Regions from separate parts of the Homo sapiens genome. Here region 1 is linked to region 2. The links are chromatin loops, found by intact Hi-C in ENCODE. Cell type or tissue: endothelial cell of umbilical vein. All regions are shown on one strand. Links, peaks and the distances in the headings refer to the core of each region. The heading gives the core; the rest is flanking DNA. Region 1 has its middle 67 kb from the start of SPRY4-IT1. Region 2 has its middle 94 kb from the start of NDFIP1.

What was found. Peaks named below come from ENCODE experiments on the same cell type or tissue, not always from the same donor. Only the 100,000 strongest peaks of a DNase experiment are listed, where the experiment ranks them.
Region 1: a loop joins it to region 2, with 6 times the contacts of the local background. A loop is called at or near these places in 6 of 110 quality-filtered maps.

The regions. Positions count from the first base shown.
Region 1 is chr5:142,246,947-142,255,432 of GRCh38, forward strand. No RefSeq gene overlaps it. Among named protein-coding and RNA genes, the nearest start is that of SPRY4-IT1, 67 kb to the right of the region's middle. RefSeq lists an enhancer at 1-278. In endothelial cell of umbilical vein, for the core only: no CTCF peak of the experiment used is centred there; a DNase peak (open chromatin) is centred at 4,605; H3K27ac peaks cover 911 bases.
Region 2 is chr5:142,198,152-142,206,637 of GRCh38, forward strand. No RefSeq gene overlaps it. Among named protein-coding and RNA genes, the nearest start is that of NDFIP1, 94 kb to the left of the region's middle. RefSeq lists enhancers at 2,957-4,156, 7,554-8,054. In endothelial cell of umbilical vein, for the core only: no CTCF peak of the experiment used is centred there; DNase peaks (open chromatin) are centred at 3,510 and 4,310; H3K27ac peaks cover 3,314 bases.

The DNA.
Region 1 (8,486 bases), core at 188-8,187, 49 kb after region 2:
CAAGATCAGCCTGGCCAAGATGGTGAAACCCTGTCTCTACTAAAAATACAAAAATTAGTTGGGCATGTGCCTGTAATCCCAGCTACCTGGGAGGCTGAGGCAGGAGAATCATTTGAACCTGCAGTGAGCTGAGACTGCACCGCTGCACTCCAGCCTGGGCGACAGAGCGAGACTCCGTCTTTAAAAAAAAAGAAAAAGAAAAGAAAATCACCTTTGAGGTGTGACAGAAATCTGGCAGGGGAAGAAGGGACACGTAGGCCCACAAAGTCTTTCTCAGCCCCCACACTCTGCCTGGCTAGAAAGCCAGGGTGTATCAGCTTGGCTTAACAAACCAAGTAGGAGTTACCAGCCTGTGAAAGAACTTTTACAAGATGAATGAACTGGGCAGGAAATGCCCAGTTGCCTGCCTTTCTCCCTCCTTCCTTCCATCTTTTCTTCCTTAATTTTTTTCGGGGGTGGGTGTGGGGTGGTGGACAGAGTCTCACTCTGTTGCCCAGGCTGGAGTGTAGTGGCGCAATCTCAGGTCACTGCAACTTCCACCTCTCTGGTTCAAGAGATTCTCCTGTCTCAACTTCCCGAATAGCTGGGAATACAGGCGTGTGCCACCATGCCCAGCTAATTTTTGTATTTTTAATAGAGATAGGGTTTTGCCACGTTGACCAGGCTGGTCTCAAACTTCTGACCTCAAGTGATCAGCTCGCTTCGGCCTCCCGAAGTACTGGATTACAGGCGTGAGCCACCGCGCCAGGCCTCTTCCTTGCTTTTTAAATTTTCTCTTCTTTCTCTTTCCCCTCTTTTCTCCCCTCCTTTCTGAAATTTCTTCCTCTTCCCTCCCTTCCTACCTTCTCCTTTCCTTTCCTTTCTCTGTCCTTCCCCTGCTTTCCTTCTGTCTCTTAATTCTATCCTGGAAAGAGATCTCCAAGCATCCCTCTCCTTTAATCTTTCAGGGCACATACTCCCCGACTTATGATGGTTGAACTTATGATTTTTTTTAGTTTACGGTGACGCAGAAGTGTCACGCATTCAGTAGAAACTGTACTTCGAGTACCCATACAACCATTCTGTTTTTCACTTTCAGTACAGTAGTCAATAAGTTGCATGAGGTATTCAACACTTTGTTATAAAATAGGCTTTGTGTGAGATGATTTCACCCAACTGTAGGCTAATGTAAGTGTTCTGAGCACTGTAAGTGTTGAAGGTAGGCTAGGCTAAGCTATGATATTTGGTAAGGTTGGTGTGTTAAATGGGTTTTCCACTTACGACATTTTCAACTTACAGTGGGTTTATCGGCAGATAACTGCATTGTAAATCAAGAAGCACCTGTATATCCAGCTCAGTATAAGCACTGAGGTTGGAGGATTTAACAAGCCACAGCTCAAGGATTACAAAGGATCTTTCCCCTTCACAAACTCCACCTCTGGGTGAGATTTCAAGATGGCCAGAGTTGAACCTGTCATATCTCAACCCCAAACGCTTTCCTTCTTCTCCAAGACTGAGGAGCAGGGTCTTTGTGGAGCCTACGCAGCAGGCTAAGGATGCGAACACCTAAGAGAAATGGAATTTGGGGTCATAAGTCAAGTAGCATATTCTATGTGGAAGAATTATTTCAGAGTTAACAGAGAATTTTTTTTTGGTTTGGTTTTAAAGTGGTTTACATCTATAAGACTTCTGGGAAAGGGACAGATTCCCAACGTGTAAAATATGAAATTTTCAAAGTCAACATTCCTAATGCCCAAATACACTTTAGGACTATGAAAACTTCATGTACAATGATATGTTGTTATGAACTAAATCGTACTGAACAGTTAGTTGTAAGAGGGCATTTCATGTTTTATTTTTATTTCCATGCGCGGTTTATTTTTGCTCTGACATTTTGTTATAATTTCTTCCTACAGTAGGTGAAGTGCTTGGGAAGTTAATTTAAACCAGCCTGACTCTCTGTGTGTTTTTTAATATTTGTTTAAGCTTTTATTGAGCTTGTCAGGCAAGTCAGTGTGCAAAAATGCAGCCGAAAACCCCTTTTCCCTTCTGCGGTGCCTGCCCATTAATACTAGGTGGTGACAACAAGATTCGCGCACACTTCAAATGGGGGATTATTCTGGGTTTTCAAGGAAATTTGAGCCACCTGTTTCAGAAACCTCTTAGTGACTTAGCAAGATGATGAAGGGTGTCTCCCCACTCAGCCGTCACTCAGAGTTCCGCCTCCTCTGGCTCCTTCAGACTCGGCCGGGCCCTGCAGGGGCAATTTGCAGCCCTGGTTGGACGCCTGAGCTCCAAGTTGTCCTCCCAGCTTGTGGCTTGGCCTCAGCCTGGGCCAGAGAAACAGCTGCCATCTCTCTGCCTGTGGGGAACTTTCCAGATCCACAGCAGGCTGGCTTTCCCCTGGGTTTGGGCTGCCCAGTCTGGAGCTGTTTATCATGGACAGCAGAACGACATGGGATCACCTTTGAGGAAGTGAGTTGTGAGAGCCAATTGTGCGGCCTACGTGTCGGGGAGCCACGCTGCCCACAAAATTTGGCCAAGGAGGGAAACAGAAAGTCAACATTTTCCAGCAGACTGGGAAGGCGGCTGGGTATTTCTGGAGCCCAGGACTCTCTGGTAAAATGGTCCTTGTGGTGGTGAGAGGCAAAAAAAGGTGGTAGTGGCGGGGGGGGGGGGGGCACAATCAGATCTCTACTCAGCTCAGGAAAGGCCTCTTAACACAAGCAAGAGGTTTCCCTGGCACACAATCCCAGTGCTCCACACTGACCAGGAATCTCACCAAACCTAACCCCAGGAGCAGACTAGAACCAGGGTGCCATGGCTGGAAGGAGCCTTAGCGATGATTTAGACCAGGGGCCCTCCAAGTGTGGGCTTGGGTCCTCTGCATCAGCAAGTCCTGGGAACTTGTTAGAAATGCAGATTCTCAGGCCCCAACCCAGACCTGCTGGGCCAGAAACTCCAGGGGTAGGAACCAGCAGCATGTGTTGTCACAAGCCCTCCAAGTGCTGGTGCTGCAGGGCACAGTTTGATCATCACTGGGAAGGCTCTAAGCTTTCAATCAGTGGGGAAACTGAGGCCTGGGGTGAGGTGGGAGGAAGGAAAGTAACGCATTCATCACCGGTTTGTTTGTGGCGGAACCAGAACAAGTTCTGCCAGGCTAGGTTTCCTCCTGCCCCTTCTTCTCCTGCCAGTTTAGAGAGGAGAAGGCTCTAATGTCTGAAATCCCACCAATTGATGGCAGTTGATCTGGCTCTTCTCTCCCTCTGCTGACCTTATACCCATCTGCAAACTTCAGGAGGACTCTGTACCACCTCTCATAGTGGGCATGTTGATAATTCAGACTTTCACTTTTCAGTCAATGTTGTGAATAAGCAAGCTAGAAGAATGACCTTTGATTTTGATAAATGACCAGGTCTTTCACAAGTTGAGTTAGCTAAGTGTTCCTGCCCTGCTGCACTCCCTTCTAAATGAGGGCTCTATGCCTGCCACCCCTGCTAAGTGGACAACACCTTCTGCTCCATGGGACAATGCTCCATGGTCACTGATATTGATGGCAGGGGGACAGAGCCCTGACTGAGAGGAGGGGGCAGCCACAGGCTAGCTAAGAATCTCCAAGGCCCATAGACTTGAAAAGATGATCTGGGCCAATCAAATTCCTCCCCTGGGAGTTTAGAATTGGGAAACTCAGAGGCTGGGGCCATTAGCAATGGAAACCAAAGCTGAAAGGCCATTTGGGGAATTGCATGATGTAGATGGGGCCTGGGTAGTCCTGAGGAGCTTGGTGCAAGCTGAGGACAGACAAAGTAAGTGGAGGAAGGTTGGCAGTGGAAAAAGAGCAGAGAAGAAAGAGAGAGAAACAGAAATCCCACAAGGAAAACCTGTGGGATTTAGCTTTCTTGAGGCCTGATTTTTCTTTTTCTTTTTTTTTCCAGATGGAGTTTCGCTCTTGTTGCCCAGGCTGGAGTGCAATGGCACGATCTCGGCTCACTGCAACCTCCACCTCCTAGGTTCAAGCAATTCTCCTGCCTCAGCCTCCTGAGTAGCTAGAATTACAGGCATGTGCCACCATGCCCGGCTAATTTTATATTTTTTATTTATTTTATTTTATTTATTTATTTATTTTGAGATGGAGTCTCACTCTGTCACCCAGGCTGGAGTGCAGTGGCTCGATCTCGGCTCACTGCAAGCTCCGCCTCCTGGATTCAAGCAATTCTCCTGCCTCAACCTCCCAAGTAGCTGGGACTACAGGCGCCCGCCACCACATCCGGCTAATTTTTCGCATTTTTAGTAGAGACGAGGTTTCACTGTGTTAGCCAGGATGGTCTCGATCTCCTGACTTTGTGATCCGCCTGCCTTGGGCTCCCAAAGTGCTGGGATTACAGGCATGAGCCACCGCGTTGGCCGAATTTTGTATTTTTAGTAGAGTCGGGGTTTCACCATATTGGTCAGGCTGGTCTCGAACTCCTGACCTCAGGTGATTCACCCACCTCAGCCTCTGAAAGTGCTGGGATTACAGGCGTGAGCCACCACGCCTGGCCAAGGCCTGATTTTTCTGTAGCTCATGCCCTTGGCATCTAGCACATTTCCTGTTACGTTCTGACCACAAACAGAGCTAACCTGGGTGGGCCTCTGTTCCTAGCAACCCAAGGTACTACATCAGGGCTTGGCAACATTTTCTATAAAAGGGCAGATAGTAAACATATTAGACTTGCCAGCTGCGTGGTCTCTGTTGACACTACTCAATGCCACCTTCCTAAGGCAAAAGCAACCATAGACAATATGGCAATAAATGGGTATGGCTGTGTTCCAATAAAACTTTATTCTCAAAAATAGGTGACTTTGCTTGTCCCCTTCAAGCAGAAAAATAAATAAGTTAAAAAAAAAAAACCCACAGGTGACCATCTCACTGGCCAAGGTTTGCTGACTCCTGTGCTGGATTAAAATCTAAGTGTGGCCGGGCGCGGTGGCTCACGCCTGTAATCCTAGCACTTTGGGAGGCCAAGGAAGGCAGATTGCCTGAGCTCAGGAGTTGGAAACCAGCCTGGGCAACACGGTGAAACCCTGTCTCTACTAAAAATACAAAAAAATTAGCTGGGCATGGCAGCATGTGCCTCTAGTCCCAGCTACTTGGGAGGCTGAGGCAGGAGAACTGCTTGAACCTGGGAGGCAGAGGTTGCAGTGAGCCGAGATCGCACCCCTGCACTCCACACTCCAGCCCGGGTGATGGAGTGAGACTCCATCTCCAAAAAAAAAAAAAAAAAAATTTAAGTGTGGCAGCCCGGGGTGTGGTGGTTCACGTCTGTAATCCCAACACTTTGGGAAGCCGAGGCGGGAGGATCACCTGAGGTCAGGAGTTTGAGACCAGGCAGGCCAACATAGTGAAACCCTGTCTCTACTAAAAATACAAAAAAAATTAGCCAGGCGTGGTGGCGCATGCCTGTAATTCTAGCTACTCAGGAGGCTGAGGCAGGAGAATTGCTTGAACCCAGGAGGCAGAGGTTGCAGTGAGCCGAAATCATGCCACTGTACTCCAGCCTGGGTGACAGAGCGAGACTCCATCTCAAAAAAACAAACAAACAAAAAACAAACAAAAAAAACCTTAAGTGTGGCAAAGACTACCTCCTTTCCATCCCCATCCACTTAAGTCTAGTCCAGGTCTCATGTGACTGTGGAATTTTTTTTTTTTTTTTTTTAGACAGAGTTTCACTCTTGTTGCCTAGGCTGGAGTGCAATGGCATGATCTTGGCTTACTGCAACCTCTGCCTCCCGGGTTCAAGTGATTCTCTAGTCTCAGCCTCCCAAGTAGCTGGGATTACAGGCGTGCACCACCACACCTGGCGGATTTTTTGTAGTTTTAGTACAGATGGGGTTTCATCATGTTGGCCAGGCTGGTCTCGAACTCCTGACCTCAGGTGATCCAACCACCTTGGCCTCCCTCCCAAAGTGCTGGGATGACAGGTGTGAGCCACCACACCCAGCCTAGATCTTAATCTTAAGGCTGAGTGGAGTATGGGCCATACATTCCCTCTGTATCCTCTCTTCTCTTAGTACTCTGCCACTTCTCAGGCTGGCCAGCTACCTCTGGAGTTATGGTAAAAACTCCAAACCCAAAAGTTTATAAGAACCAGGATTATCCAGTCAACAAACTAACATACACACAAAGTATCTGCAAAGCGAGAACATCCTCTAAGCTCAGCTTTAATGAACTATGTGAAATTTTACAAACAGGAAATCTGGAAGGAAACCTTATAATTTTGACATATGAAAAATCAAATAAAATACTTAAGTTACATTTAGATAATGATGAATGTAAAATAGGGTTGACAACAGAGAGTGGTGGAGACTGTGGTAAACTGGTAAGATTCTGCCCTGTCTAAAGTCAGTGCTAGCCAGTACTTAGCTTTGGTTCATTGTACCCTTTGGGGATGCAACCTGTCTGATGTCAGATTTTCCAATTCTTGGGTATCTGAATTTTTTAAAAAGTAAAACCTCTTTGTTTTTTAATATTAGCAACTAATTTAAATTTGGGGAACATTTGGTTTTGTTTTTTTTGAGATGGTGTCTCGCTCTGTCACCCAGGCTGGAGTACAATGGCATGATCTTGGTTCACTACAACCTCCACTTCCCGGGTTCAAGCAATTCTTCCTGCCTCAGGCTCCCGAGTAGCTAGGATTACAGGCAGCCGCCACCACACCCAACTAATTTTTGTATTTTTACTAGAGACGGGGTTTTGCCATGTTGGCCAGGCTGGTCTTGAACTCCTGACCTCAGGTGATCCGGCCCCCTTGGCCTCCCAAAGTGCTGGGATTACTGGCATGAGCCACCGGGCCCAGGCTGGTTTTTTTGAAAAACGTCCACAAGTCAGATTCAACCCATGAGACTCTCAGAGCCAATTCACCCTTTTGTCTTTATCCACATTGGAGTGAGCTTCCTTTGGCATATTTACCTCACTCCTCGGAGAAGGAAGGCCCTGCAGTTATCTCCGAATTCTTGAGAAGGAAACTGAGTCCAGAAAGAGTGGGTACCTTGCCTATCACTCACTGGGTCAGGACCAGAGCCGAGCGGCAGCCACGCCGACTCCAGGTTTCCACTTGAGGGAGGCCTGCCCTGTGTTTGAAGCTTCGGCTGGTCTTCCCAGCATTTCTCTCCACTCACTCGCGCTCCCACATCTGGGCTGTGCTCACAGTGGTATCCGCCTGTGGTTGCTGCAGTTGGCAGGAAGGGCTCTGAGAAACCAAAAGACTTGGGTATATTTAATAAGTCAGAATATGAGCTGGAGTTTAATCCTGTGACACAAACAACTCTCAGCTGGCCCCTCCAGCACGTGTTGGGAAATGGACCTTTCTCTGGTCCTCATACAGAGTCCCTCCAACGTGAATCACAGGTTGTTTATTCAAATTAAGGAATATATTTTCTTCCTGAGGGCATGGTAGGAAGAAATATGCTATTTGCAAAACAAGAGTTACAAGCAAGACTTCAGGAAGAGAGAGATTAAAAAACAGGGACACGGCTTCTGGAAGTGTTTGTGGGTGTTCTTTTTCTAGAGGCTCTCAGGGATGCACTAGCTCAGGGCAGCTGGTTGGGGAGTGGGGGACAGGGCTGCATCCTTTGAGGATCCCTTCCAGAAAATGTCAGCCTTGGGTAAAGATGGAAGCCAAGTCCAGATGGTTTGAATGTAGCTGCTCCTCTGAGAATATGTTTCTGGCTATATTCCTGAGCCAAATGAAAGTGGTTTTTGGATTATCCAGTGTTTTATTTTAATTCAAGCCTCATCTTCCATTAGTCCAAGCCAACCCATCGTTACCAGCATTTGTTCTGTAATTGTGAGTCATCAATCTATTTCTCTATGGCCAATGGGAGTAGTGGTGGTGTTTGGTGTCAAATAGTTGGAGTTCTAATCCGAACTACCATTATTAGCCATGTCATTCTGGCAAATTACTTAATCTCCTTGTGCCTCAGTTTTTCCATGTGTAGAATGAGAACAATCATAGTATCTACTTCATTAGGTTCTTGTGAGATTAAAATGAGAAATGTATTCATTTATTCCTAAGTATTCACTTAACACCTGCTTTTAAGTGCTGGCAATAGAGAACTAGACAGGCAGTGCTCCTGCTCTTGAAATGTGAACATTCTCCAGTGTGCTCAGCAAATAATAGGTACTATTATTGTTGTTGTGCTGTTGCTATTGGTGTTCTTACCACCCAACTCATGGGGAGGGAGAGAGATCTAATCCTAACCTGTGGCTCAGTTTTTCTGAATATGCATGGTCTGAAAGATTCGGCCTGGCACAGTGGCTCTTGCTTGTAATCCCAGCACTTTGGGAGGCCGAGGTGGAGGCATCACTTGAGTTTAGGAGTTCAAGACCAGCCTGGGTAACATGGAGAGATCCCATCTCTACAAAAATATAAAACAATTAGCCAGGCATCGTGGTGTGTGCCTGTGTTCCCAGCTACTTGGGAGGCTGAGGTGGGAGGATCACTTGCGCCCAGGGAGTCAAGGCTTCA
Region 2 (8,486 bases), core at 415-8,414:
TCATTCCATTTCTGAAGGTCACCAATGCTCCCCAGAGCTCCTGCCACACAATCCTTGCTGTCTTGGATCATTTCTCACTGTGGTATTTCTTAGTTCCCTTCAGAGATTGTTGGCTTGAGGAGGCCGATTGTGCCTCATCTGTTTCCATGTACTTCACAACCACTGCTCAACTCTTTGCATTTGATAGGCGAATAAGGGACACTTTTGAGGTCATTGACCCCTGGTCCCTACAAGTGTCCCCACTTCAATCAAGAATGGGTCCAGGAAAGAGAGGTCAAGCCAATGGGTGCGAACACACGATTAGATAGAAGGTATAAGTTTTTTTTTTTTTTTTTTGAGATGGAGTTTCGCCATGTTGCCCAGGCTGGTCTCGAGCTTCTGGCTTCAAGTGATCTGCTTGCCTTGGCCTTTCAAAATGCTGGGATTACAGGCCTGAGGCCACTACACCCAGCCAGAAGGTATAAGTTTTTTTTTTTTTTTTTTTTTTGAGACGAAGTCTCGCTCTGTGGCCCAGGCTGGAGTGCCGTGATGCGATCTCAACTCACCACAACCTCCGCCTTCCGGGTTCAAGCGATTCTCCTGCCTCAGCTTCCTGAGTAGCTGGGATTACAGGTGCGTGCCACCATGCCCAGCTAATTTTGTATTTTTAGTAGAGACGGGGTTTCAACATGTTGGCCAGGCTAGTCTCAAACCCCTGACCTCAAGTGATCCACCCGCCTTGCAGAAGGTATAAATTCTAATGTTCAATGATAGCAGAGTAAGACAAATATAGTCAGCAACAATGTATTGATAAATACTGGAGGTGATGGCTATCCCAAATACCCTGACGTGATCATTAGGGATTCTATCCATGTAACAAAATATCACATGTAGCCCATACATAGGTCAAATATTATATAACAACTAAAAAAAAATAAAAATAGTTCCAGGAGCCAGGTTTGTACCATGTAACCCTGTCCCCCTTTAACCTTTTCCCAAACCTGTGGAACCATGAAACACATGCCTCCTGCCATACCCCTTTCGTATCATTGGTTCTTTTTCCCTGGAACTAATGCCCCTTAAGGAATACATGTAAGGGAGTGTCACTCCTGACTGACTTGTCCAGGTGGTGCTGAATTTGAGGTCACTACATGGGGTATCACAACATATTGACATATTTATTAGGAGGCCATAGGAGATGGGCGACTGACCCACGCTGGACCACTCAGAACCTCTTTCCTGAGAACTTGGAACTAGGAATCAGACTCTTTGGTTCCCATTGGTCTTTTGAACAGGAATAGGTAAGACAGGAGCTGTGGGTCATCATCACCATTTTCTGCTGTGTGCATGGGGAACAGAGGAAAGAGGTCTGCCAGGGAGAAGAATAGAGCAGGTGTGCGGCAGCAGCACTGACGAGCGACCATGTGGCCGGAGTCAGATAGAGGAAGGACGCCTGCCCCGGCACCGGGCGCCTCTCTGGGTACTGGTTCTTACTCTTTGTGAGACCCAGCTGCTCCTCCTGCCTTTGGGTTCTGAGAGCTTGAGAGCTACACCTGAATCCTTACAAATTCATCCTCTTATCCTCTTTGTTTAAGTTAGAGTGGGTTTCTTTTTTTTCATTTTTTTTTTTTTTTTTTGAGATGGAGTCTCACTCTGTCACCCAGGCTGGAGTGCAGTGGCGTGATCTCGGCTCACTGCAACCTCCGCCTCCTGTGTTCAAGCAATTCTCCTGCCTCAGCCTTCCGAGTAGATGGGATTACAAGCATGCACCACTGCACCTGGCTAATTTTTGTATTTTTAGTAGAGATGGGGTTTCACCATGTTGGCCAGGCTGGTCTCGAACTCCTGAGCTCAAGTGATCCACCCGCCTCGGCCTCCCAAAGTGCTGGGATTGCAGGCGTAAGCCAACGTGCCCGGCCTAGAGTGGGTTTCTATTTGCAACCCACTTGAGCCATGACTAAGCAAACTAAGCAAAACAACAACAAAAAAATGGTCCTTGGGTTGAATTCCCAAGTGTTTTTATCAGTATTTCTTACTGACTTTACTTTTAGAATATACCTGGAATATTGACCACTTCTCACCACCTGAGTCACCATCATCTCAATGGGACTGCTGTGATAGCCTCTCACCTGGTCTTCCTTCTCCTCCTGCCTCCCTACAGTCTGTTCTTCACTTAGCAGCCTGGCTCTCTCCCCTCTTTTTTACTTCCTTTCCTGTGCTTTCCCATCCCATTCTGACCAGATTGTTCTAAAAACCATTAGGACAAAGCAAGGCAGGCACCTAGTACACCTGGGAGAGACTGCTGTAGTCCAGAATGGGGTGTCGGAGCCTGAGTGGGGTAAGGAGGGTGTCTATGTAGAAAGACTGCCTGGCATGGGGAGTAGACAGGGAGGAGAAGGCATCTGAGGAGGAGGATGTCAGAGCCTTTGAAAGGTGAGGGACGTATCCACGTGGTGAAAGGGCATGCCCTCGTGTGGGAAGACAGAACCTGGGTGGGAGAGGAGAGTGTGCATGGGGAGGAGAGGCCTGGCGGCGGGTATCATAGTCTATAGAGAGGGAAGAAGTTGTCTACACAGAGGAAAGGCCTGGCATGAAGGATCAGAGTCCATGCAGATAGAGGAACATCCCCATATGGGTGTTAGAGAGATGAAGAGGGTGTCCACGCAAGAGGGCAGCTGGGCACAGAGAGTCAGAAGGTGAGAAGCGTGTCCAGGGCAAAGGATGATGATGGCAGATGGGTGACAGCAGGGAAAGTCATCAAAAAGTACATATATTAGGAATAATGGGAGCCAGATTTCTCAGAGTCAGAGAAGGGAGTTACAATCACGGAGAGGAACAGAACCTAAGTGAACCCTGTAATGTCGTGTTGGAATTGAGATCTATATCAGAACTCATGGCTTTCAACACATAGGTAGATGGATGAATAAATAAAACGAGATAGCAATGTTCACTAGCTCTGAGGGCCTGGGAAGAGTGACACACCTCACTAGCAATGAACACATCCAGCACCCAGATCTTCTAAATACCATTTTCCAATAGCAGGAACTAGGGCTCCTTGCAGAAATGACTGATTCCCATATTAAGGCATAGAAAGTGTAAGAAAAGCCTAGAAGATCCTGTTGTGTCAGAAAGCAAAAAAGTGCTAAAAAAAAATGATGAGGATATGTCAACACAGAAGCCAACTTGAAGGGGCTTCTATTAAGCAAAGCTGGGACAATTTAAACACCAAAATAAATTATGGTAGTAATGGTTATAACCCATTGACTGATTTAGGAAACCATGACTCCACACTAATATAAATAAATAAATATTTACATAGTTTCAGATAGTCTCTCCAGAAAGCATCTATTAATTTCAAGGGGGAAAAGGGTAACTTTTCAGTGAAGAAGTCTGGCAGACATCACCTTAATCAAGTGATCAAAGTGAACGTCATCAGCAATGGGACAAATGGAAAGCAAGGCAGGAAATGCGCTAATAGGATGTGGGAAGAACACAGCATCACTTCTCTGATATTCTTGCCAAAGATGCATAACCAGGATTGAGTCATGAGGACTAAGTTGAAAGACATTCCATGAGAAACTGACCTGTGATCTTCAAAAGTGTCAAGGCCATGAAGGCTAAGGAACTGTTTCACATTGAAGGAGACTGAAGAGATATGATGACTAAATGCAATGTGTGATTCTGATCTGTCTCTAGGCCAGCTGGGGCTCCGCTGCTCTCTGCTAGCATCTGTGGGTCTTGGCTCCAGGTTGTGGCTGAGTTGAGGTCTGTACCACATGTCTTTCATCCCCCTTGGATCAGCAGATACCTGAGGCATATTCTTTTTATTTTTCAGTTTTTGAGACGGAGTCTTGCTCTGTCACCCACGCTGGAGTGCAGGGATTGCAGGCGCATGCCACCATGCCTGGCTAATTTTTGTATTTTTGTAAAGACAGGGTTTCACCATGTTGGCCAGGCTGGTCTCGAACTCCTGACCTCAGGTGATCCACCCGCCTCGGCCTCCCAAAGTTCTGGGATTACAGGAGTGGGCCACTGCGCCCGGCCACCTGAGGCATATTCTATTCATGGCCAAAAAGTAGGGCAAGCCCAACTGCACAATCATATTTCAAGTTTCAGCTCACTTCACATCTGAAATCTGTAATTAGCATTTAACACAAGTCACAAGGCCAAGCCCCAATTCAAGGGTGAATGGCACACTTTGCCCTCCCATGACCATGGCAAAGGTATGGATGTGTGATACTGCTGCAACAGGGCAGTGAAGTATTGAGATTGATGATTCAACCTACTACACTCTCTGTGTCCCTTAGACTTTTTTGAGCATACTGTACAGTCTGGGAATTCCTATGTTGGGTACGTGTTAGTGCCAAGTATACTGCTGAACCCAAGGAAAGTGCTTATCTTGACTAATTGATTGTTGTCAAATGTTTCTCTATCCTTGTTGGGGGAAGAGACTAAAACCACTGCATCAATGCTCCCTATCTACATTGGTTCCAGGCAGCCTTCCTACAATTTGGACCTACTTCCTAAAATGTAAGATATGCAAACTTTTTGAATCATCAGCTTAATTTTTCTGGAGAACTAATTATAGATATGGTTTAAAAAACAAACAAATATGAACAAGAGTGCTTATTATAGCATGGTTTGTTAGAGGAACAAAGTGGACCTTCCCAAAGGTCTCATATAGGAGAGAGGCTAAATCACATTGCCATTTTCATGGTGGTTAAAAAGAATAAAGAATGAAGTATCATTATGTATTCTCAACAGTTCAATTAGAGCAGTAGAACCACTAGGAGGTACAGTGTGTGTGTGTGTGTGAGAGAGAGAGAGAGAGAGAAAGAGAGAGAGAGACGGAGAGGAAGAGAGAGAGGGAGACAGAGAGAGAGAGAGATGGGGATTTGACTTTAAGCAATCGGGGAGCTGGCTAAACTGTCTTGGGAAGGCTGTTACCTTCTCATCTGACACTGGAGCTTGGCATCCACACGGCAGGAAGAGAAGAGGGATGTAAGTAGGGAAGAGTGAGAACCAGCAGGAGCCCACAAGATCCACAGGAGTCTCTCTCCACCTCCAACTTGTTGGTACAAGTGTCCTGCGGGAGCAGCTGACCTCTTCCTTCATCACAAAGCCAAACACACACCTGGCGCAGGAGATGGAGCTGCTGAAGGAGGACACAGGGCAGGTGGAGCAGCTGCAGCCGTCAAATGAGCAGCAATACAGGATATCCAAATCTCAGCCTAAACGTCTCTTGGTCCCCCCTAACTGGCCATATACAGGGAAGACAGAATCCAGCCTTCCCAAATGGATGCATTCCAATGCCACCACACTGCTAATATGGAAAGATTTCCAAGATATATTTATGTGTAAGAAATGCAAGTTTCAGGGCTGGGTGCGGTGGCTCATGCCTGTAATCCCAGCACTTTGGGAGGCCAAGGCGGGTGGATCACCTGAGGTCAGGAATTCAAGACCAGCCTGGCCAACATGGCGAAACCCTGTCTCTACTAAAAATACAAAAATTAGCCAGGCATGGTGGTGCGCGCCTCTTATCCCAGATACTCGGGAGACTGAGGCATGAGAATCTCTTGGATCTGGGAGACGGAGCTTGCAGTGAGCCAAGATCGTGCCACTGCACTCCAGCCTGGGTGACAAAGTGAGACTCTGTCTCAAAAAAAAAGAAAAAGAAAAAAGAAATGCAAGCTTCAGGCTATTATGGAGAATATGTTTTTATGCTGCCGCAAAAATTATTTTTATCTGTACACATATAGGTAGGTACATACATAGAGACAGATTTGGAAAGATAAACACTGACCATGGTCACCTCCAGAAAGGGACTGGAACTGGGGAAGAGGGTGTCAACGGGACTTTGTGTTTATCTGGATTCAAGTGCAATTGAAGGCAAACATAAAAAGCAAAAAGAAAATCCCCTCTGTGTTAGTGTCTTCTCAAGTCAGGGGTGTTTTACTTCTCTGCGAGGACCCTCATTTTTAGTTCTTTCAAAATGAGCAATGAAGTAGATTTCAAGACACTGTGAGGTGTGTGTAGATGGTCAAAGGGTTGTTCTTGTGGTTTTCTTTCTTCTCCGTTTCAAATTGTTAACAGTACAGCGAAGCTTTACCACATTGCTTTGGCCTTTTGCTCCTGAGAGGTGGGTGAACCCCCAGGGCTCCGCCTGCAGCCAGTTGGGCATTGGGGGAGGGGTGGTGACCCCTCCTGGGCAGAAATCAGCAGAAGTGATGATGTCCAGTTGGAATGCCAGGACCTCCTGCAGGGGTTGAGGAGGCAAGTCCCTCTGCTTTCTCAATAGTGATGCTACGTGCCAGATATTCCTTCTAAGAACTTTGCTAGTGTCATGGACTCCAGCTGGGGCACTACTGGGAGCCTGCCCTCTGTGGATGGCACATGCAGATCTCTGGGGTTTATGCAAGAATAGTCACAACGATTTTTCAAGAGAGAGAAACAAATAGATGATGAGCCTCAAGAGGCTTCCAGCCTGTTAAAAGTGACTCCATGAGGCCCCTCCCCAACCCCACACTGTGTCTCCAGGCCCAGAAGACAGCCTCCCGGATGGGGCTACCCCAAGAGTCCCACCTTTTCCCAGAGCCTCTCATTCTCCCGTCTTCTAGGAAGCCTTCAGGGGCTTTCTCCATTGAGAAGGTCTCTCCCTTCTCTTTTTTCTGTTAAAATCCCAACCATACTTCAAATCTCTCCAGAAGTTTCTCATCAGCCACAAGGATTTTCATTTTCCATCATCACCCAGCTCTCCCTTAAGGCAAGACATGGTACCCAGCCCGGTGCTCTCAGCAGGGAGCTTCTAGCTGTTGTTCCCACAGGGGTTGTCCTGCCTGAGCCCATGGCCTCCCTAGGGGAGCCCAATCTGGGGGCCAGGTGAGATGAGGGCACCAGGGCCTGGCCACTTCAGCCTGGCAAGGGTAACTCTGCTGCAACATTTGCTCCAGAGCTCTGCACTGGGCTGGCCACGCATTTGACAGGTCTGCATTGCAGCTTGGCTTTTCCCTCTGCCTACATCTGTTCCCGTGCACCTCTTTCCTTTCACAGTTATTGATCTCTAGTAAACATCATGCACCCTCAACTCCATATCAGCCTCTGCCTTCTGGAGAACCCAATTTGTGATAGTTGGTACAAGGAATGGTCCCAGAAAGCAGTTGACAGGTGGGTTTTGGAACTGGACCAGTTATCACGGGGCCAGCATTAAGAGGGGTGAGGCACAGCAGCCCCTGGGTCAGGGCAGTGGCCCAACTATGGATTCCCCTGGTGAGGAAGGAGGGGGAAACGCACTAGTAGGTGTTATGCATGAGGTATTTGAGAGGTCTGGCGTTCACAGTTGCTTTAAGGATAGGGTATGGGATAGAAAGTTGATGTCCTTCAGAAAAAGAACAGACAGCTGAGGGCCATAACAGGCAACTGAAAGGCAGTTGTGAAGCCAGAGGGCCTTTTTGTTTGCATACAAAGAAATTCTAACCTCCTACAGCACAGGGCAGGATGAAATGCCCATTGAAGCAGTTTCATTATACCAAGGTTAAGGCCCTGGTGGGTAAAACCTGGCTGTGATATATATGTGTGATGGAGACATCTATATGGATGCTCCAGAAGCCTGTGAATTCCCAGACTCAGCTGACCCTTCCGAGCATGCAGAATGGCCCACCGACACGAGTGGGAGCTAGCACTGTCCCTGTGCTGGAGATCACTGCAAAGGCCATTCTCCTGAAGTGTCTCTCAGGAAGTGCTCCCACCTCCCCTCCTGGCCACTAGGCCTAAAAATAAGGTTAGGTCACAGCATGATCCAGCTGGGTGTGCAATGCCCCTGATACGGGAGGAAAGGGATCATTCCCCAGGGGTTGCAGGACCAAGCCAGACGGCAGCACACACAGGGACCAGGGGAGTGCGCAGGGGCCTGGACTGAGACTGTCGATCAGAGGACCAGAACATCGCAGCACACAGGGAAGAGCTTTCCTGAGATGCAGCATCCAGGGAGATGGCACTAACTGGGCATCACTACTAGGATGCCCCAGAGGTGCGGAGAAAGTGACCATCCTGCCGAGCAAAGGTGAAATGCCAGAATTGCTGTGGCAGTTGGTGGAGGAAAGGATTAAAAGGCTCAAGGCGATGAGTGTGCCAAAATGGATAGGCTATGGGCAGCCGGAATGTCTGTCTATTCATACGGTCCATGAAAGGGCTCAGAGGACACAATGTGTTGGTGAGAAGGGCACCAGCATCACTAAAATGTTCAGTGGTGGCTCTCCTCTGCAGGCCAGGGCTGAGGGCAAAGATGCTGCTATGGAACTTGGCTCCCGACTGGGCGCGGTGGCTCACGCCTGTAATCCCAGCACTTTGGGAGGCCTAGGCGGGCAGATCACCTGAGGTCAGGAGTTTGAGACCAGCCTGGCCAACATGGTGAAACTTCCTCTGGGTTTCCAGAAAGAAAAGTGGCTGGGTTTCCAGAAAGAAGAACCCTGTATTACCATGGTATGTAAAACTCCTGTTGCTGGCATGTG